Linked DNA regions of Homo sapiens: region 1 is linked to region 2. A link is an interaction called in ENCODE POLR2A ChIA-PET data of the cell type or tissue named here. Cell type or tissue: MCF 10A. All regions are shown on one strand. Each heading gives the region's core, and the rest is flanking DNA. Links, peaks and the distances in the headings are about the cores only. Region 1 has its middle 20 kb from the start of TM4SF4. Region 2 holds the start of LOC105374151 (a long non-coding RNA gene).

Region 1 (10,221 bases), core at 1,519-9,518, 55 kb after region 2:
CAGTTGCTGGAGCCTGCTGCAGCTCTGACCTGGCTGATATGGCAGGGGGTGTTTCTGTGGAGAGCAAGGAGGAGACAGAACCAAGATCTTATCCCAGGGAACACGAATGAATTCTAATATATCCATTATCATACCTACTCCTCCTTCAAGTACACCTCTCCTCACACTCACACAAAGAAAAGTAAACATCAGAGCATCAGGTCAGGCTCCAAGGAATCTGTATCTGCTTAACATAAACTTTTCAGTAACTTCCATAGGATACTTCTGTGGAATTTCCTCCAGATGAGGGACACATTCAAGCAAGGTAACTGGCATCGAAATCAAACAGATCTACCAACTCAGCTCTGCCATTCAGCAACTTTGTGGCCCCGGTTTTTCCATCTCTAAAATAGAGATGATTACATCATCTCCTTTGTGTGGTTGTTTTGAGAATGAAATGAGATAGCACATGTCAAGCACATGGTACTATTCCTGGCTCATAATAGAGCATCAATAAATATTAGTCTTCCCTTGTCCAGTGCCATTTCACACAGGTCCAATTGGAATGTGCTAGACAACTTACCCAATCCTGCTACATTCTCATCATGGCCCCTTACTAAAAGCCACAGTAAAATTTGGAGAGATCTGGAATGTTCTACAAAGAAAGATAGCTCAACCCAAATTTAACTTTAAAAATAAGCATTTGTGGAGCACAAGCTATGCTCTTTGTAGGTACTTGCAGTTAAAGATAATTTCTGGTTACCTATGGCCAAAATCACCCCAAAACGTAATTTTATTAGTCTGTTCTTGCATTCCTATAAAGGAATATCTGAGACAGGGTAATTTATAAAGAAAAGAGGTTTAATTGGCTCATGGTTCCATGGGCTATAGAGGAATATGGCAGCATCTGCTTCCGGGGAAGCCTCAGGGAGATTGTACTCATAGTGGGAAACAAAGTGGGGACAGATCTCTTACATGGCAGGAGCAGAACCAAGAAAGAGAGATGGTGGAGGTGCTATACTCCTTTAAACAACTAGATCTCATGATAACTCACTCACTGTCACAAGAACAGCACCGAGGGGGTGGTACCAAACTGTTTATGAGAAACCACCCACATGATCCAATCATCTCCCACTAGGCTCCACCTCCAACACTGGGGATTACAATTCAACATAAGATTTGGGTGCAGATACAGATCCAAACCATACTATTCTTCCCCTGAGCCCTCCCAATTCTCATGTCCTTCTTGAATTGCAAAATACAATAATGCCTTCCCAACAGTCCCACAAAGTCTTAACTCATTTCAGCATTAACTCAAAAGTCCAAAGTCCAAAGTCTCATCTGAGACAAGGCAAGCCCCTTCTACCTATGAGCCTGCAAAATCAAAAACAAGTTAGTTACTTTCAAGATACAATGGGGGAGCTTGGAATGGTGGCTCATGCCTGTAATCCCAGCACTTTTGGAGGCTGAGGCAGGCATATTGCTTGATACTAGGAGTTTGAAGTCAGCCTGGTCAACATGGTGAAACCCCATCTCTACAAAAAAATACAAACATTAGCTGGGCATGGTGGTGTGTGCCTGTGGTCCCAGCTACTCAGGAGGCTGAGGTGGGAGGATTGGCTGAGCCCAGGAGGCAAATGTTGCAGTGAACTGAGATCACACCACTGCACTCCAGCCTAGACAACAGAGTGTGACCCTGTCTCAAAAAAAAAAAAAAAAGAAAGAAAAAGAAAGAAAGAAAGATACAATGGGGGTACCAGCATTGGGTAAAACACTCCCATTCCAAAAAGGAGAAACTGGCCAAAAGAAAGGGACTACGGGCCCCATGCAAGTTCAAAACCTATCCGGGCAGCCATTGAACCTTAAAGCTCCAAAATAATCTCTTTTGACACCATGTCCCACATTCAGGGCACTCTCATGCAAATGGTGGGCTCCCAAGGCCTTGGGCATCTCCACCCCTGTGGCTTTGCAGGAGTCAGCCCCTGTGGCTGCTTTCATGGGTTGGTGCTGAGTGTGGCTTTTCCAGGTTCAGGGTACAAGCTGCCAGTGGATCTACCATTCTGGGGTCTGGAGGGCAGTGGCCCCCTTCTCACAGCTCCACTAGGCATAGGCAGAGCCCCAATGGGGACTCTGGGTTGGGGGTCCAACCTCACATTTCCCCTCTGCACTGCCCTAGTAGAGGTTCTCTGTAAGGGCTCCACCTCTGCAGTAGGCTTCTGTCTGGACATCCAGGCTTTTCAGTACGTCCTCTGAAATTTAGGTGGAGGCTCCCAAGCCTTAACTCTTACACTCTGTGCACCTGCAGTCTTAACACCACGTGGAAGCTGCCAATGCTTATTGATGGCACCCTCTGAATCAGTGGCCCAAGCTCTACCTGGGCCCCTTTGAGCCACGGATGGAGCTGGAGTATCCAGGACCCTGATGCTGCACAGTGCAGTGAGACCCTGGGCCTGGCCCATGAAACCATTCTTGTCTCCTAGTCCTTTGGGCCTGTGATGGGCAGTACTGCTGGAAAGGTTTCTGAAATGCCATTGAGGCCTTTCCCATTGTCTTGGATATTAGCACTTATCTCCTTTTTACTTATGTGAATTTCTGCAGCCCACTTGAGTTTCTCCTCTGAAAAACGGGCTTTTCTTTTCTAACACATGGCTGGGCTGCAAATTTTTCAAACTTTTATGCTCTGCTTCCCCTTTAAATGTAAGTTCCAGTTTTACATCATTTCTTTGCTCATGCATATGAACATTGGGTGTTAGAAGCAGACAGGTCACGTCTTGAACACTTTGCCACTCAGAAATGTATTCTGCCAGATACCCTAAATTATCATTCTCAAGTTCAAAGTTCCACAAATCACTAGAGCAGGGGCACAATGGCTCCAAGTGTTTTGCTAATGCATAACAAAAGTGACCTTTGCTCCAGTTCCCAATAAGTTCCTCATCTCCATCTGACACCTCCTCAGCATGGACTTACTGTCCATATCACTCTCAGCATTTTGGTCACAACCATTCAACAAGTTTCTAGGAAGTTCCAAACTTTCTCTCATCTTCCTGTCTTCTTCTGAGCCCTCCAAACTGTTCCAACCTTTGCCCATTACCCAATTTCAAAGCTGCTTCTACATTTTCAGATATCTGTATAGCAATGCCCCACTACTTGGTACCAATTTTCTGTATTAGTCTGTTCTCACATTGCTACAAAGAAATACCTGAGACTGGGTAATTTATAAAGAAAAGGGTTTCAATTGGTTATCAGCCAGGACCAAGAGTGGGGGAAGAGGTGCTACCACTTTTAAACAATCAGATTTCACAATAATTCACTCACTCGCTATCATGACAACAGCACTGAGGTCATGGTGCTTTAAACTATTCATGAGAAACTGCCTCCATGATCCAATCACCTCCTACCAGACCTTACCTCCAACACTGGGGGTTACAATTGAACATGAGATTTGGATGAGGACACAGATCCAAACCATATCAGTAGGGTCTTAAAACAACAATGTATTGTTGACTCTCATGGTTCTGAAGATTTACTAAACCTGGCTGGTTGGTTCTCATGCAATGGCAGTCAGCAGTTGAGTCATCTGGAGGCTTGTCTGGGCTGGGCTTCCAAGACAGCTTCTTCACCCTCTATTTTATTGCCTCCATGCTCCTCCACATGGTGTCTTTCTCCAGAAGAGTAGTCTAGATGTACTGTATGGTGACTTAATGCTCTAAGAAAAGGAAGAAACAGGAAGCAGAAACTACCAATAATCTTAGAACCTTAGCCCAGAAATGGCCCAGGTCTCTTATGCCATATTCTGATAGCGAAAGGCAAGTACAGACCAGCCAAGATTCAAGAAGGAGGAGGGGTAGTTTCCACCTCTCCATAGGGGAATGGCATGTATGTGCACAAAGGGAAGGGATTAATGGTGAATGTCTTTGGAGACAAGCTACCACTGATGGATAAGATATATGAGTTTCATGTGCGTAGAAACACAAGATGTTTACTTGTGTTATTTTTTAGTTGGAAGTTCTTCAACCAAGTGCAAGATAGACATCATCTACCACATGCCTCAGGCTTCTGAGTTCCTACCAATTAAAACTATTCCCAAAAAAAGGGCAAATTTTTGTATCGGATTATGTTTTCCTCACGACTAAGATGATTTTGTCACCTTGGGCTTTTTTTTTTTAGCCAGCAAATTTTATCCTCCATGTGAGCCTGTCACTGTGTAACTCATTGCTCTGTCTCTAGAGTAAAAACCAAGAATTCTGATCATTCAAACCAAATGCCTGCTCTTGCTCCCATCTCCTGATACTGCCCTATTTCCTTCTATGTTTCCAGTAATTATAGATTCCAATGAGTTATTCAGGTAATTCTTCTAAAAAGAATAAGGTACATGCTTTAATAGCTCCTTGTACTTCTTCAGGGCACTTACCTTAGTTTGTAATTTAATATTTGTATGATTGTTGGATTACCCTCTATCTTCCTCACCAGAGCCTAAGCTCTATATAGTCAGATATTATTTATCTCCAGCACATAGGTCTGAGGCTTGCATATACTAGATGCTCAATAATATTCTTTGAATGAATGAATTGTTCCTTCTCTCCAGAAATATTTAATGATGAAATAAAAAAGTCAGCCCCATTAAAATGGAAAGCAATTTTAGGAATTTATTTTCACAAGCATGGTGTTTGATTTTTAAGTGTCGAACCTTAGAAAAATCATGATATCCGATTTTTAAAAAGCAAAATTATTTGATTCTGTGACTCAAGCAATACCAACTAAGTAGTTCTCTTTAAGAATTCCCTCCACAGCAGCAGACATGATCTCAGGCATGCCAGGCTCTACTGAAGGAGTATATCTAGCTTTCAATCTCCACTCACTATTTCAGACCTCCTTGCTCTGTTCCTGCATCTCAGATTCCTTCCTTGTTGCCTCATACCTGATTGCCCAAACCCTTCAGATGGATGTTGCAGTTGGAGTATACATTTGGCTTGAAATCTGCCTGAACTCTCTGCTCCCCTTGAATAACATCTTTCCAAAGCCTGTCCTGCCTCACCTCCACACCCACACAAAACTCTGGAATCTGCTACTAAATTCCAACACCCTGCTTCTCAGCATATTCAGACATAGCCTCATTTAGCTTTGGTGTTCCCCAAACTGGAAACACAAATGAGCAATTGGACTTCAGAGATCTTTTTATTTTTACTTTTTACTATGGAAATTTTTAACGTTAAAGAAAATATAGTGATAAACTTTAATAGGACCATCACCCAGTTTCAATTATTATTAGCTCATGACCAGTCTTATTTCTTCCACACCCTAATCCACTTCCCTGCTGCCCTAAATGATTTCGAAGCAAGCCTTAGCTAGATATCACAGTGCTTTATCCATAACTATTCTGGTATCTATCTTTAAAAGATAAGTACTTTTTAAAAACACAACTAAAAACATTACCACACCTGAAAATACTCTGGGTACTCTTTAAGTTTCAGCAACTGATAATTTTCAGTCCAAAAGATATTGAGGTGATAAAGCTCCATGAAGCTAGCTCTTTACGACTGCTGTCCTCCTACACATACCCCACATATGAACACACCTACACACTCTCTGAAGGATGGAAAGGCGCTTCTAATGAGATTTTTTGTTGTCCCATGCAAGACATGGTGCCGACAATCAGCTTTGCTGTTATCTATACTCTCAGACAAAGACTGCCAGAGACACCTGTAGTTGAACAAGTTGGGTTTTTCACAAACTGCAGTAAGGGAAAATACCTTGAAAACTCCATGAAAGTGTCATGGAGTATCTCAGAAAAGGGTTGTCAAAAACAACCCGGTATAGAATTTGGGGTTTGGTTGAGTAATTTTAGGGAGAGTCTAAGAAAACAGGGTTCTCTCCAGATTGGGTATTATCAGTAAGTGGAGGCAATCCTACTTTTGGGAATCTCGATAGGTCTTATCTGTGGGGAACACACAGCCTAGGGAGACATTAAAGCTGTCATTGGTAAAGAAGTCACTGTCACTCATTCAGCAAGAGAAGAAAATATCTGTTATTTTGTGTTGCACAGTGACCTTATTTTTGTCTCACTTTATCATGGCCTAAGAGTGACCTCGTTAGATATAGATATTCTGTGAGATTGTTTATATTCAAGAGGAAAATAACATGGCCTGGCTGTGTGTGTCAGACCAACTTGTAATAGCATTGAGGTCTAGGTGTGAATGTCAAGTCAGTCCTAAATGTCAGAGGGTACTCCTATCCTTTTTCATTGTTTTACCACTTTCCAGGGTGTGTGAGTTTACTGAATACTGCTACCTTCAGTCCTGGTTCCATACCACCTTCTCAACCTATTTTTCTGTTTGGATTATTTTTACCACTCATTATTTACAGTGTGTATGTTATGTTATATTATATTCAAGTGTTTATAAGCTTTTTAAAATCCTTTTCTAGAGAAGAAAAAAAATCATGTTTGAATGAAGAAAAACAAAGAGTATCTGAAAATGTAAGATATTCTTGCTACGTATTTATTATTGCCCACTCTATAATCAAATGCATTTTGAGTAGATATCTGGCAACATTTTACTTGTAGAGGGCAGTAAGCTGGACTGCTTTGCAATCTGTTCATTCAGTTAACAAGGAAAATTTCTCAAACTACTCTCCTCTGCTGGAACCCTCAGTAAGAAGCACATTATACTCAGTATAAACTATACCACAAAATATAACACACACACACACACACACACACACACACACACATACTCATACCTTACCAGATTAAAAATTTAACAAAACAATATTTATTCTTACTAATTGTGATGTACTCCAGTATTCTCTATTTCCTTCTATTTTTATTTCATTTTTAAAATTAAATACTGACCTTCTAAGTTGAGCTCATGACTCCCTACTGGATCTCAATCTGCATTTGAAAAAACTTACTGGGCACTAGGACATTACTTTTCACAAAACAAAATATTTGTGGATATTTCATTGAATTAATTTTGACGCTGCTGCTGTTTTTTAAAACCATGGTGGGTGTTTTGTAATAATCACCTAAAAATCTTTCTTGGCTAAATGATGGCAAATTATGTTGAATCATATAAAATACAACAAATTATTTGGAGAGAGAAATCTTAGCCTTGCCTCTTATTACTGGCTTGGCCATCACCAAGCAGAGATGACCTATGTTGGGCGTGTGTCTTCATTATGCACCAAGATTCTCATAACTGGATTTTAAACCAGATTCAGACTTTAATTATTAGCACAGAATAACTGAATTCCAATACTTGTCAAGAAGAATGACCTCTCTTCTCCCTTCCCAAAAGCTTAGCTGTCAGAAATGACTGTGAAAGGGACAGGGACAGTGGCTCACTCTTGTAATCCCAGCACTTTGGGAGGCGGAGGTGGGTGGATGGCTTGAGCCCAGGAGTTCAAGAGCAGCCTGGCCAACATGGAGAAACCTGATCTCTACCAAAAATACAAAAGTAAGCCGGGCGTGGTGGTGTGCACCTGTAATTCCAGGTACTCAGGAGGCTGAGACAGGAGAATCCCTTGAACCTGGGAGGTGGAGGCTCCGCTGAGCCAAGATCACGCCACTGCACTCCAGCCTGGGTGACAGAGGGAGACTTTGTCTCAAAAAAAAAAAAAAAAAAAAAAAAAGAAAGAAGGAAAAGAAAAAAGACATGACCGTGAAAGGATGATATTTGGAATGTATATTAAACCTAAGTCTTTCTTTGCTGACTCCCCATTTCTACCCTTATTACTGTCAACATTATTCTTTATGATCTAAATTTACCCTGACAGAGTAAATGATATTCTGAATGAAGTTTTTAAACTCACCATCAAAAGTAGACTTAAACTTGGTATTGAATATCAAGAGCAGAAGAGACCAAGAAGTTTATTTATCAATAACAGGTTAGAGATCAAAGAAGAACACAGTAGCAGGACCAAGTTGAATACTTCAGGATGGACAGCCTGGTGTGTGGGCAGGTGGGATTGTGGTAGGGTTGGTAATGTAAATTAACAAAGGAAGGGGGGTGTTGGTAATTGAGATTAATAAGGAAGGGGCATTATTACTCTGGAGGCTAGGGGAGCCATGCCAGGTGTATTAGTCCATTTTCACACTGCTATAAAGACATACCTGAGGCTGGGTAATTTTTAAAGGAAAGAAGTTTAATTGACTCACAGGTCCACATGACTGGGGAAGCCTCAGAAAACTTACAATCATGGTGGAAGGCAAAGGAGAAGCAAGTACCTTCTTCACAAGGCAGCAGGAAAGAGAGAAGAGAAAATGAAGGCGGAAGATCCCCTTATAAAACTGTCAGACCTTGTGAAAACTTGTTCACTGTCATGAGAATAACACGGGGGAAACTGCCCCCATGATCCAATCACTTCCCTTCCTCCACACATGGGGATTACAATTCGAGATGAGATTTGGATGGAGACACAAAGCCAAACCATATCACTGAGGAAACCTGACTAGACAGGACAACTCGTTGAGAGTGGAGTAGCATCAGGGTACTGCCCATCCCTGCTAGGGTGAGCACGGTGACAGACTGTGGACCCAATACCCTGGATTGCCCATTGCCAAATCACCTGAGGAGAGCAATTCAATTTTAACTAATCATTTTTGCAAGCTTAGTTGTTCTAGCTGCTGAAAAAAAAAGCACGAGTCTCTTTAAAAGGAATAAAATTCTGACACATGCTATAACATGGATAAACCTTGAAACATTATGATAAGTGAAATAAATCCATTACAAAAGGACAAATATTGTATGCTTCTATTTACATGAGGTACCTAGAATAGTCAAATTCACAGACAGAGAAAGTAAAATAGTGGTTACTAGGGACTGGGAGGAGGCTAGAATGGGGAGCTGGTGTTTAATGGGTATAGAATTTCAGCTTGGAAAGATTAAAAAGTTTTAGAGATGAGTACTGATGATAGTTGCACAAGGATGCCACTTAATGCCACTGAATTGTATACTTTAAAATGATTATAATGGTAAATTTTATGTAATATATATATTGCTACAATTTTTTAAAAGAGTGTGGGTCCAGGCTGGGTGCGGTGGCTCACGCCTGTAATCCCAGCAGTTTGGGAGTCCGAGGCGAGTGGATTACCTGAGGTCAGGAGTTTGAGACCAGCCTGGCCAACATGGGGAAACCCCATTTCTACTAAAAGTATAAAAATTGACATATGATATGATATGATATGATATGATATGACATATCATATCATAATTTGTAAATTAAATACAAAGTAGGAGGTAATAAGTGCCAGAAAAAAGAAAAATATATGCTGTTTGAGTTTAGAATCAAGAACCTGAAGTGTGTGTGTGTGTGTGTGTACAAAGGGAGAATTAATTTGAGAAAGTTCCAAGTAATTATATTTTAAATATATATACTGAACACTTACATTATATATAAAGCACATATCTATTGTGCATTTTGTACTTTTTGCTTACAAAATTATATTATGACCTAAATAAATGAAATAGTCTTCTCTTTGTCTGCATTCTTATTGAGATCCAAGTCAACATAGTTGCTTAAAGACAGTTCTCAAACTTTTGATGACAGTAAAATTATGACATATGAGTCAGGAAAGATTAAGGAATACAGTATAAAGTGACCCTGTGCAACACTGGCGTGGATGTGGGAAGGGCTGGAGTTCAAGACCCACATTTGCGTAGCCTTGGGCACTATCTCACCAGGCCCCCATTATCTTATCTACAATATAACTAGTTTGGGCTAGATAACTTTCTAGCTCTGTCAGTCTCTGATTCTAGGGAGTAAAATAGTCTTAGCTGTGTTATGAATCCATCTATCTCCTTCACCGTAGCAATCACCAGCTTCCTTGGCCAATTGTTGCTGTGTCTCCGCACCCACCCACACTAGTGTCGCAAATCCCCAGACATATCATTTCATCTGCTTTTCCTTACCAGAAGAAATGAAGAAAGAAAAAGTGTTTTAACTTGGTGCACCACAATGTCACATTTGCTCCTCTATAGAAATGTGAGGAGAAAGAGTTTTCGTTTAATGGTGTAATTGCAAATGGACAACAGTTTTAGAAAACAGGAGTAATTTTAAGAGGCATGATAACCAGCTTCATAGTAAAGAAACAGTAAAAAGTAAAAACATGATTTTTCTCAGAGTATTCTTCACATTTAAAAATAGTTCTCTGCGGCCTTTTGGCAGCTCAAAGTGAAGAAATTCTTATGAATGAGCTGGGGAATCAAAGAGAGAATGTGTGAGCCACAGGCAGAAAGCAAGTTC
Region 2 (10,221 bases), core at 950-8,949:
ACAAAGGAGGGGCATGGAGGTTAAGTCTTCGGAGTTGAAGACACAGAAGCTACCCAATTTAAGGAAACATTTGATTTTCCTCAGGCTAGGAGTGGGGAGTGTGCACAGGAATCAGGCAGGTTTCTGGAAGGGCCTTGGCTTCTTCATACACGTGTGCTAGCCAGGAATTATTTTGGGATGTGCTTTAGAAGCTCAACACTTAACGCCAAGCTCACAGGAGACATTGAGATCCTGAAGGTCTCTGTGAACCTGTGTGTGGTCAAGGAGTGGACCACCCTGAGGTGCATCTCTGGTCTGGCTGGAACATATGGCCTGTCCAATGCTTTCAAACACTGGTGAGCCACCGAAGACTCTGACAAGGAACCTGCAAGCTTCTGTCACTCCAAACACTAGGAGATTTTTGGATGAACACCAAAGCCGCCAAATATTACTGAGATTGAATTTTCTACCGTCACATGAGTGAAAGTACAGAACTAATTTTTCTGTCACATTTACACACCAGAAAGTGGCACAGTGACATTCGTACCTGCTATATTGGAAGTATTTCTATGCAGTCAAGTTTAAAGTTCACCTTCCCTGGGCTACTACTGCTCCCATGCAAACACACATGCACGCACACACTTCTGTCAACATCTTAGAAGTAAGATCGGCTGGGGCTGGCTAACCTCCCTACCCTTCTTTACATACCCTTCAGTCTTCATGTTGCCTGTCTCATTTGTCTCCTTTTACTTGTTGGCCTCGTTCATTTTTCATTCAATTAATTCTGCAGAAAATCTAAAGAACCTAATATTTGCCTGTAACTCAAGGGCATAATTTCGGTCTCAAAATGGTCACGGTCTAGAGTTTGATGTTGAGTCGAGGGTAGAAGGGTATGGTGGGAGGACATGAGAGCAGTGCCTGCCCATGGAAGGAGGACAGGGGATTTTAGCAGTACAGAGGAGTAGGTAACCCAATCTGGAACAAGAGTAGGGGTCAGGTGAAAATTTTACAAGAAACTGATGACTTAGTATTAGCAGATCTTAAGTTGCAGAGAGTAAATAGGGACAAGAAGAGCATTCTAGGGAGATAGATTAGTCAGGAAAATTCATGGGGACATGAAAAATATGGTCTGCTTCCTGAACCTCAGAGTTTAGCATTGTAAAAATATAAGCTCCAGGGGGAGCAACCAAACACTCTTTCTCCCCATTCTTGTGCGGTTTCTAAACATGCTCTGCAAACTGCCCTTAATAGTCATCTAACTTATTTTTCCACCTCTCAAGAGTCTGCCCAGTGTGGATCCATGTAAGAAGCAGCAGCAAACCAAGCAAAATGATTTCTAGCAGCAAAATGAAAGACTCAACTAGACTGTTGGGAGAGTTTTATCAGACAATTCCTGAGCTTCTCCTGCTATATAGGATTAATCAATATATATTAATCAAATGCCTGGACCCTTTCATTTCTGTACCTAGATTAAGATTTGTAATATAATCGTTTTTTGAGAACAAGCATATATTAACAGATGTTACTGCAAGAAATATATTATCTCATGTGAACAGATTGAATGTATAATGTAGTGCTTGTCAGTTGAAAATAAAATTATGAAATTATTTCATGCATAATTTGATTACCTAGGCTGACAGGACACAGAGAGTTAGGTCAGGGCATGGATTTTCACATAAACACAAATGTTGTTTTCAGACTCAATGCAGAAGGTCTTCTTCAAGGTAAGATCTTATCGTTGGCTAATTCCTCCACATAGATATTCCTTCCCTTTCCACTTTATTCTGTCTTAAACTGTCATTCCTTTCAGGAAATGTCCCATGAACCAAACTCATTTTGTTTTCAGCACAACGCTAATTTTGCCAAGAATAAAAAGGGACATCATTTCTATGAATGTTTATTGCACATGTGCTATCTGTCAAGAATTCATTCAATCAAGTAAATAAATGGAAGAGATGATGAAATTAAGGAATTGTTGCCCTAACATCTCTCTTCCTTAAAAAAAAAAAAGTTTTGAAAATTTTGTTCCTAGGGAATAATTTAAGATTTTCAGTGAATGTCTTTTTAGAGCAAGTTTTTAAAACTTTTATTTGCACTGTGGACCCATGTGGTAGCAGAGTGACACCTGTACCCCTCTCAGAGTAATGTTTTTAAAGGCATAAAATAGAATACATAAGATTCTATTTGAAATAGACAATTGAAATAGAAAAATAATTATATGGAAATACAATTATCAAAATGACTCTTAAAACTTCATTATAAAATAACATATGTGTGTTTCTTAACATATTAAATAATAAGATCCAGCTACCGTATTTTGAAGTTGTGATGAGTGCAAAGGATAGTTTCAAGGTACAGTTGTGCATTGCTTGATGGTGAAGCACCATCCTGAGTACATCAGGGTACATCCTGAGAAATGTGTCATTAGGCAATTTTGTCACTGTGCAAATATCCACAAAGTGTACTTACACAAACCTATGATGATATAGCCTACTACACAACTGGATGTATAGTTTAGACTATTGTTCCTAGGCTGCAGCAAGTTACTGTACTGAATACTGTAAGAAATTGTCACACAACAGAAGGCATTTGTGTATCCAGACATAGAAAATGTACAGTAAACATATATAATCTTATGGGACCACTGTTGCATAAGCAGTCTGTAGTTAACTGGAATTTTTATGCAGTGCATTACTATATTTAAAATTATGTGATAGGAAAATATATTGTATTTATATTGGTGACATACTTATAGGAAGAGCTAATAATTGCCATGGTTTGGAGTCTAAATTCATAACTGAGAGAAATGCTAGAAGTTCAAGAAATCAAAAACAGGAATTTTTTTCTTCATCCAGGCCCATGGACTGCCTGAATTCTATCCCTGGACCCAAAGAACCCTTGTTTTCAGGGGCCCAAGATCAACATATTGACTCAATTTCTGCCATTAATATAGAGATGACCCTAATGCGATCAATTTCTTAACAAGAAGGCAAGGAGCTTCTTAATCCTTGATTATAAGATATGAGAAGGAAGAGGAGGTTTACTATTGTGTTGTCCCTCTAAGATGCTTCACTGCAAACTCATTCTGCACTCTCTCCTACCATAATCCATTCTAACTATTTCAGAATTTACTTTTTAAAAAGTTTTAACCCAGAGGCAGCCCAGAAGAATGAAACAACCATGAGCTTGACAGAGGCCTCTTAAGCCCCAGCTTCATCTCCTGCGTGACCTTGGTATGTCCCTTAACCTTGATTGTCAGTTTATTCACCATAAAACAGGTGCAATTATGCCTACGTAGCAGTGTCATAGTGATGTTTAAACATGATGACAATTATGAAAATGATTTGTAAGCTACGAAGAGCTGTGCAGTCTTTTCTATGTCTTTTTCTCACTATAGTACAGGACTATGGGATAAGAGAAAGGCAAAGCTAATGACAGTACATTAAGGAACAAGAGCCCAGGTTTGATTGGTACAGAGCATGAGAAAAGCAGAGAATATTCCCTACACACTGGAGGATCTCAGAGCTTTTTTCCCTGCTACTTCATGGCTGTATAAAAGCATTCTGCCCCACCAGCCCTCACAAGAACAACAAAAGTCCACGTTTGCTTTAGCCACCCAAGTGTTCATCCTTCCATCCACCCACAGTCATGAGAGGATCTTAGAAATGGCTTTGCAGGTGCCAACCAATTGGAATTACATGGGCAAATGATCCAAATAGACATATTAATATCTCCAAAGACAGACAAATGACCACAAATATATATATGAAAAAATTCTCAACATCATTAATCATCAGAGAGATGCAAATCAAAACCACAATGAAATATCACCTCACCCCTGTTAGAACGGCTATTGTGAAAACAACAAAAAATAACAAATGCTGACAAGGATGCAGAAAAGGGGGAACCCTTATACACTGTTGGTGGGAGTGTGAATTAGTAAACCCATTGTGGAAAATAGTGTGGAGGTTTCTCAAAAAACTAAAAATAGAACTACCATATGATCCAGCAATTCTACTGGATCTACCTAATTCTATTAGGTAGTTATCCAAAGGAAAGAAGTCAGTATATCAAAGGGATATCTGCATTCCCATGTTTATAGCAGTACTATTCCCAATAGCCAATGTATGGAATCAACCAAAATGTCCATCAACAGAAGAATAGAAAGAAAATGTGAGATACACAATGGAATACTACTTGGCCATAAAAAAGAATAAAATTCTGTCATTCATGGCAATATGGATGAGCCAGGAAGACATTATGTTAAGCAAAATAACCCAGGCACAGAAAGATAAGTACTGCATGTTCTTACTCATGTGTGGGGGCTAAAAAAATTCTGTGCTAATAGAAGTAGAGAGTAGAATTTTGACTATTACAGGCTGGGAACGGTAGGGGGCTGGGGAGGTTGGGGAGAGGTTGGTTAACAGATACAAAATTACAGCTAGATAGAAGGAAGGAATTCTGGTGCTCTACAGCACTGCAAGGGGAATATGGTTAAAGATAATTTATTGCATATTTTTAAAAAGCTAAAAGAGAGGATTTTGAATGTTCACAATACAAAGAAATGATACATATTTGAGATGATGGATGTGCTGATTACTCTCATATGATCATTATCCATTGTATACATGGGTATTGAAATATGACTGTATCCCATAATATATACAATTATTACATGTCAACTAAAAATAAAAAGAAAAGTAAAAAATAAAAATTCAATCATGTATACATAGCACTCAAGGGCATATTTGCTTAATCCTTAGAATGACATTTTGTTCAGTGCAAAAGAGTGATGCAAGAAGTTAAAAGCAATGTGCTGGGTATACTCCTTACTAATAATACTAACAATACTTCTATTTATATAAACTTCTGTGGTCTTCAAAGCCCTTCTAAATGTATAACCAAAATGTTGAGAAAAGGCTATATGGTTGTTACATTTACTGACCAGAATTGAGCTATTTTGTTTGATGCTCAAAACAATGTTTGATATAGGTAGAGAAGGTGTTTTATTACTTCATCGTTATTATTATTATTTTACAACTGGAAAAACTAAGAGAGTTCAGATGACTTGCCCAGAATCCAGAAAAAGTAGCAAGACTGGAAGTAAACCTATGTTTCCAATCCTAGTACCTTTTCTCTCCTAATATATCATACAGTTTCTAAGATAATTATGAAAGGTGATTGACTTGAAATCACTTGTTTACCTTTGAAGAGAGATTTTCTTTCCAGATCTCCAGTTGCCTGTCACTACCCTCTGTCAAGACCCTTGGAGTCATGACTAACAGGAAGGGAGCAGGTGGCAGCGTGGCCACCTGCCATGCAGAAAGACTGGGTCACTTCCTGTTGGTAAAGGGTTTCCTGGTTCAGGTTTGTTAGGCATTCTAAAATGGAGAGAAAAACAAATGCACCTCTAAAGTACATGGAAAAATAAACACCAAAGTCAATGTTTTTGTGTTCCAAATGAAAATGTCACTCTAAAGAGAATCAGCTGTTATTTTTAGAAAGAAAGAATAAAATTTCAGCTCTGTATACCAAAACTATAGCCTCATCCATTAGGGACACTGATGTAGAAGCAAGTAGAAACTATCCAAAGTCTGCAGTTCCTACCTGACTAGGTAATGCTTAAATAAATAATCAGTTCTCATCATGCAACTCAATGTTTAGCTGAGTCCAAACATACTGCTGCCAACATTTTAAAGTCAACAACGATATCTAAAATAAACATAGGCTGACTAACACACACTGGTACTTTAATGAAAATATATTGTGAAATAGCTCCTTGCCAATAGAAGTTCTTGCGCTCCTTCTTTGGATAACTGTGGACTATTCAACAGAATGTTAAGCCACCTATATTTTTTAAATTAATTAATTCAACAACCTCCCCCCTTTTTCGAGCACTTACTCTTAAGAATTTGAAGGATCTGAGATTTTAGCTTATTTTATCCTATTTTGAAGCTATTTGTTAGCTTGCCAGTTTCAAAGGAACTGGTAGAAGTCATGAGATTCTTGGGTCAGAGACAAGTGACTTTGTTACAGCAGTAGCAGTAGCCAGTTTCAGCATTTGAGAGGAACTCTGAGCTTAGGGAAATCAGGCCTTTTACACCGAACAGGAAGCATGCCTACTCATTACTCTTGAGACACTTTTTCACTCTTCCAAGGTGGTTTGCTACACAAACACCCTTGAAAAATAGTCCAGAACAAAGTCAGTCAATCCCTTTACTCATGAGACATGTAGAAATGTGAGAAATCCAAGGAGAATTGTCTCCAGACACTTACTCTCTACCAGACATTGTAATAGATGCTAAACATACGAAGATAGAAAGAAAGAACATGCTACCTAATTCTTGATAAATATAATAGTGCTAATAAATTCAACTGACATTAAACTCTCAAGTTCTGTCCATAGAAAATGTAGGAAGTTCAGTTTGTTTAGTAACCCTCTTTAAATTCTTCTAATCAAGAAAATTGGTGAAGTATTCACAAGGCAGAAAGCCTGCCTTTTCATCACCAGCTTGTTTGCCAGTGAAGTGTTGAAGTACTATGTGTTGGCAAAATGGAACTAACGCATTACAATTACATTAGAGTGCAATATCTCCGCACTTTCCAAAGTTTTCAGTCTGTGGCATAATGATCAAGATGACATAAAGGCAAAGGTCACTGGCAGGGGAAGTAGATAAGAAAAAAGTGAAAGCCTATAGAAAAATATTATCAAGGAAACCTTTCTTAATTGTACTGATAGGACTTTGCTATAAAAGAAATTAGAATTAAGCCACACCAAAATTCAGAGCAAAACACCCGACTCTAGCAAATGCATGAGTTACAAATGCCTTTAGAATACAATTTAGAGGTGCGTTTTTCTTTTTTTCCTAAAACAAAACAAAAGGGATACATGTGTAGAATGTGCAGGTTTGTTACCTAGGTATACGTGTGCCATGGTGGTTTGCTGCACCTATTGATCCGTCCTGTAAGTTCCCTCCCTTCACCCCCCACCCTCCACCCCCCACCGCCCAACACGCCCTAGTGTGTGATGTTCTTCTCTCTGTGTCCATGTGTTCTCATTGTTCAACTCCCACTTATGAGTGAGAACATGCAGTGTTTGGTTAGAGGTGAGTTTTTCTATGGGGACTTGAGCATTATTACCAGAATGAATTTAAAAACAAAATTTTAAAATTCCACCGAAAATATATAGTCTGAGCCTCTGAAAAAGACATAGACATGTTACCTAAATCATTTCAACTTCAGTTAATGCTTTATAATGCCATTTCTCCCATTATTCTGATCCAGCTCCCTTTAGGCTCACTCGGTTTTTAACAAGGAACTTTTCAAAAGTAAATTGACTTCCTAGGCAGACTTTTCCACAAGTGAGAGAAACTTCTGACCTGACAATATGGATATTTCAGACTCTTTAATAGCACTCTTTTTTTTTTTCCATTCCAAATTAGTTAATTGGAGGTTTGATTTTTCAATAAGGCTCTTGTGAATTTAGTCAGCGTAAGCCACTTCCATCAGAGTCTTTCTCCTGGGTAACATGAAAATAACTACTGGATATTTTGAAGATGCAAACAAACTGTTGAGAAATACTTTGTTCCTAAGTGGACTCACGCTGAGGCTCCACTGACAAGTGCAAGTCCTCTGGAGACTGAATGGCTTACCTGATGGCTGTTCTCCCTTTGATTTTTTTCAATGTAATAATAATTTTGTCTTTTTCCTTTGATTTTTCCATGAAAGTTAAAATTTAAGAACATGTTGAAGATCTATCTCTAGTATAGTACACAAAACACCATTTCCTACATCTGAGCTAATATTACTCTCTTGGGCTACCTACAAAACTGGCAATTTCTATGTAGGGTAGCATACAGTCATGTCTGTAATTCTTTGATCTGTCACAGGTACAGGAGTTCCTCTAAGATTATAGATGTATATTTATAAAACTGGTAACATATACTACACTTGATTTCAGCCAAAATGCTGAGAAATGATTTTATATATATGTATATATGTATGTATATGTATGTACACACACAAATACATATATGCATATATAGGATTGCCAGCATATATATAAATATAGTATTTTGAGACATAGTGAAATAATATTGGATAACAAAGACCTAAGTGGAAATACAATGTATGTTTAGATTATTTAAAATAATTTAATAATAGTAAATAATTATCCCCAAATTAATTTATCATCCTGAACTATTTGAATCATTTAGCACTTAGGAAATTTTTTAATTTCCCAGTGTTTCGGGAACTTTTCCCAAGAGTATTGATTCCAGTGTACTTTGATTGTGAGGAAATGCTGTGAAACAAGTCTTGTTATCTCCATATTCAGAGGCATCCAATGTTGTGATTGTTCTTAGAAAGATTATAAAAGTCATAAAACTTACCACAGTGAAGAGAATTAATAAAATACTTTTATAATATCTATTGTCTGTGTCTGAAAGAGTTAATGCTAAGGGTAATGTGGCTGTTAGGTGGGGTTCTGAGGAAATAGCGGGAGAGGCCCTGGTGAGGCGTCTCCATGAGAACCTACCCCACAAACCCATTCACTTACCCATAGCAAGAGATTTCCAGAGCAAAACCTCCTTGGATGTGTAAGGAGGAAGGAAGGAAAAATCAAACCAGTGGAGCCAAATTTGCTTCTCTATGATTTCTTTTTGGGTCACCATCAGTCAGAGGTGTGTGCCTTTTCCCAGCTGTCAATAACCTGAGTCATAAGAGAAGGAAGATAGCAGATCACCCAGAGGAGGTGATGAACCATAGCCAATCAATTTTTGCAGGAAATGGTGTGGGCATTTGAAGAGAGATTAAACATGCGCACAGGAGCCAGGGGGAGGTCTGGTGTCTACCCCCTGAATGGAGTTTCCAAAAGTTGTACATTTTACAAACAAATGTGGTGCATCTTATAAGGCTTAATGTTTTTAGGAAACGACTTTGATATGACAATTGTGAAGGCTATGATGAAAAGACAAAACAGAAAACCGTGTAAAAGTAGGAGCCTGACATTACAAAGAATGACACCTTTGTGTGTTGCTCCCCCAACAGCCAGCACCAGGCCTTGCTTTCCAGCTAGCGCTACTGCAGGTTTATACTCTCTGAAGTTAGACGCTGGTTATTCCCCAGAGCAAAGCAAGGGATATAAACAAAAAAGAAAAAAGAAAAGAAAAAGGAAGAAAAGAAAAGCACCCATCCACCTGAGTTAGAATCTTAGCTGCCATTCTCTAACTTGACTCGGTTACTTGGCTGACTCTGTTTCCTCACCTGCAGGATGGAGTTTTTTAAAACACCTACCTCCCAGAGCACTATAAAAATTTAATAAAATAAAGTTTGTGTCTCAGCTTGGGTTCCCAGAAGAGACCTGAAACTAGGACTTGAGTGCAAGTAGTTTATTTGGAAGGTTAAGGGAACACTCAAAGAGGAGTGGGAGCTCAGATAAAGGAAAGGAAGGAGCTCTTCAAAGGAGCATTAGCCGAGCCTGGGCAACATAGTGTAAACTTGTCTCTACGAAAAAAGATAATAAAAAAATTAGCTGGGTGTTGTGGTACATGCCTGTAGTCCCAGCTTCTCGGGAGGCCAAGGTGGGAGGCTGACTGTAGCCCGTAAGATAGAGGCTGCAGTGAGCTGTGATCGTGCCACTGCACTCCAGCCTGGGCAACAGAGCAAGCCCCAGTCTCAAAAAATTACACAAAAAAACTATTAGCAAGCCACCTTTCCCTGTGTGTTACTGGAGCTTAGAATATCACTAATAATTCTTTGAAAGAAGGAAAAAAGTCAGAAAATATATATGCATATATACAAATACACATGTATATTTGTTCATGCAAAAAATATATTTAAACACAAAAATGTGTTAGAGAGGTTGCCTCTGAGGAAGAAAATTGGAGGACAGGGAAACATGAGTAAGAGGCATACTTAAATTTGCTCATATCACCTCCCGTACATCAAATTTTCCGTGCTTATGTATACTTTTAAATTAAGAAAATTGACAAAGTTTGCTAATACTGATTTTTCCCTAGCCCACTCCCTTTTCTTCATTAATCTTCAGGTTCATTACCTGACAAACTCAGTGTTATAGAATAACTTCTAAAAGTTTTAAATGTGAAGCTGGGCTGAGTGGCTTGCATCCCGTAATCCCAGTCACTCGGAAGGCTGAGGCAGACTTGCTTGAAGCTAGGAGTTTGAGACCAACCTGGGCAACATAGTAAGACCCGTCTCTATTTGAAGAAAAAAAAAGGAAAG

What was found. Peaks named below come from ENCODE experiments on the same cell type or tissue, not always from the same donor. Only the 100,000 strongest peaks of a DNase experiment are listed, where the experiment ranks them.
Region 1: POLR2A ChIA-PET joins it to region 2 with 11 read pairs; 5 of 35 experiments call an interaction of 5 or more read pairs at or near these places.

Annotation. Positions count from the first base shown.
Region 1 is chr3:149,450,044-149,460,264 of GRCh38, forward strand. No RefSeq gene overlaps it. Among named protein-coding and RNA genes, the nearest start is that of TM4SF4, 20 kb to the right of the region's middle. RefSeq lists an enhancer at 1-227. In MCF 10A, for the core only: no CTCF peak of the experiment used is centred there; no DNase peak of the experiment used is centred there.
Region 2 is chr3:149,396,082-149,406,302 of GRCh38, forward strand. It overlaps LOC105374151 (a long non-coding RNA gene), which reads right to left and starts at 8,709. Exons shown (of 3, transcript XR_924574.3): 1 at 8,537-8,709; 2 at 5,184-5,360. In MCF 10A, for the core only: no CTCF peak of the experiment used is centred there; a DNase peak (open chromatin) is centred at 5,690.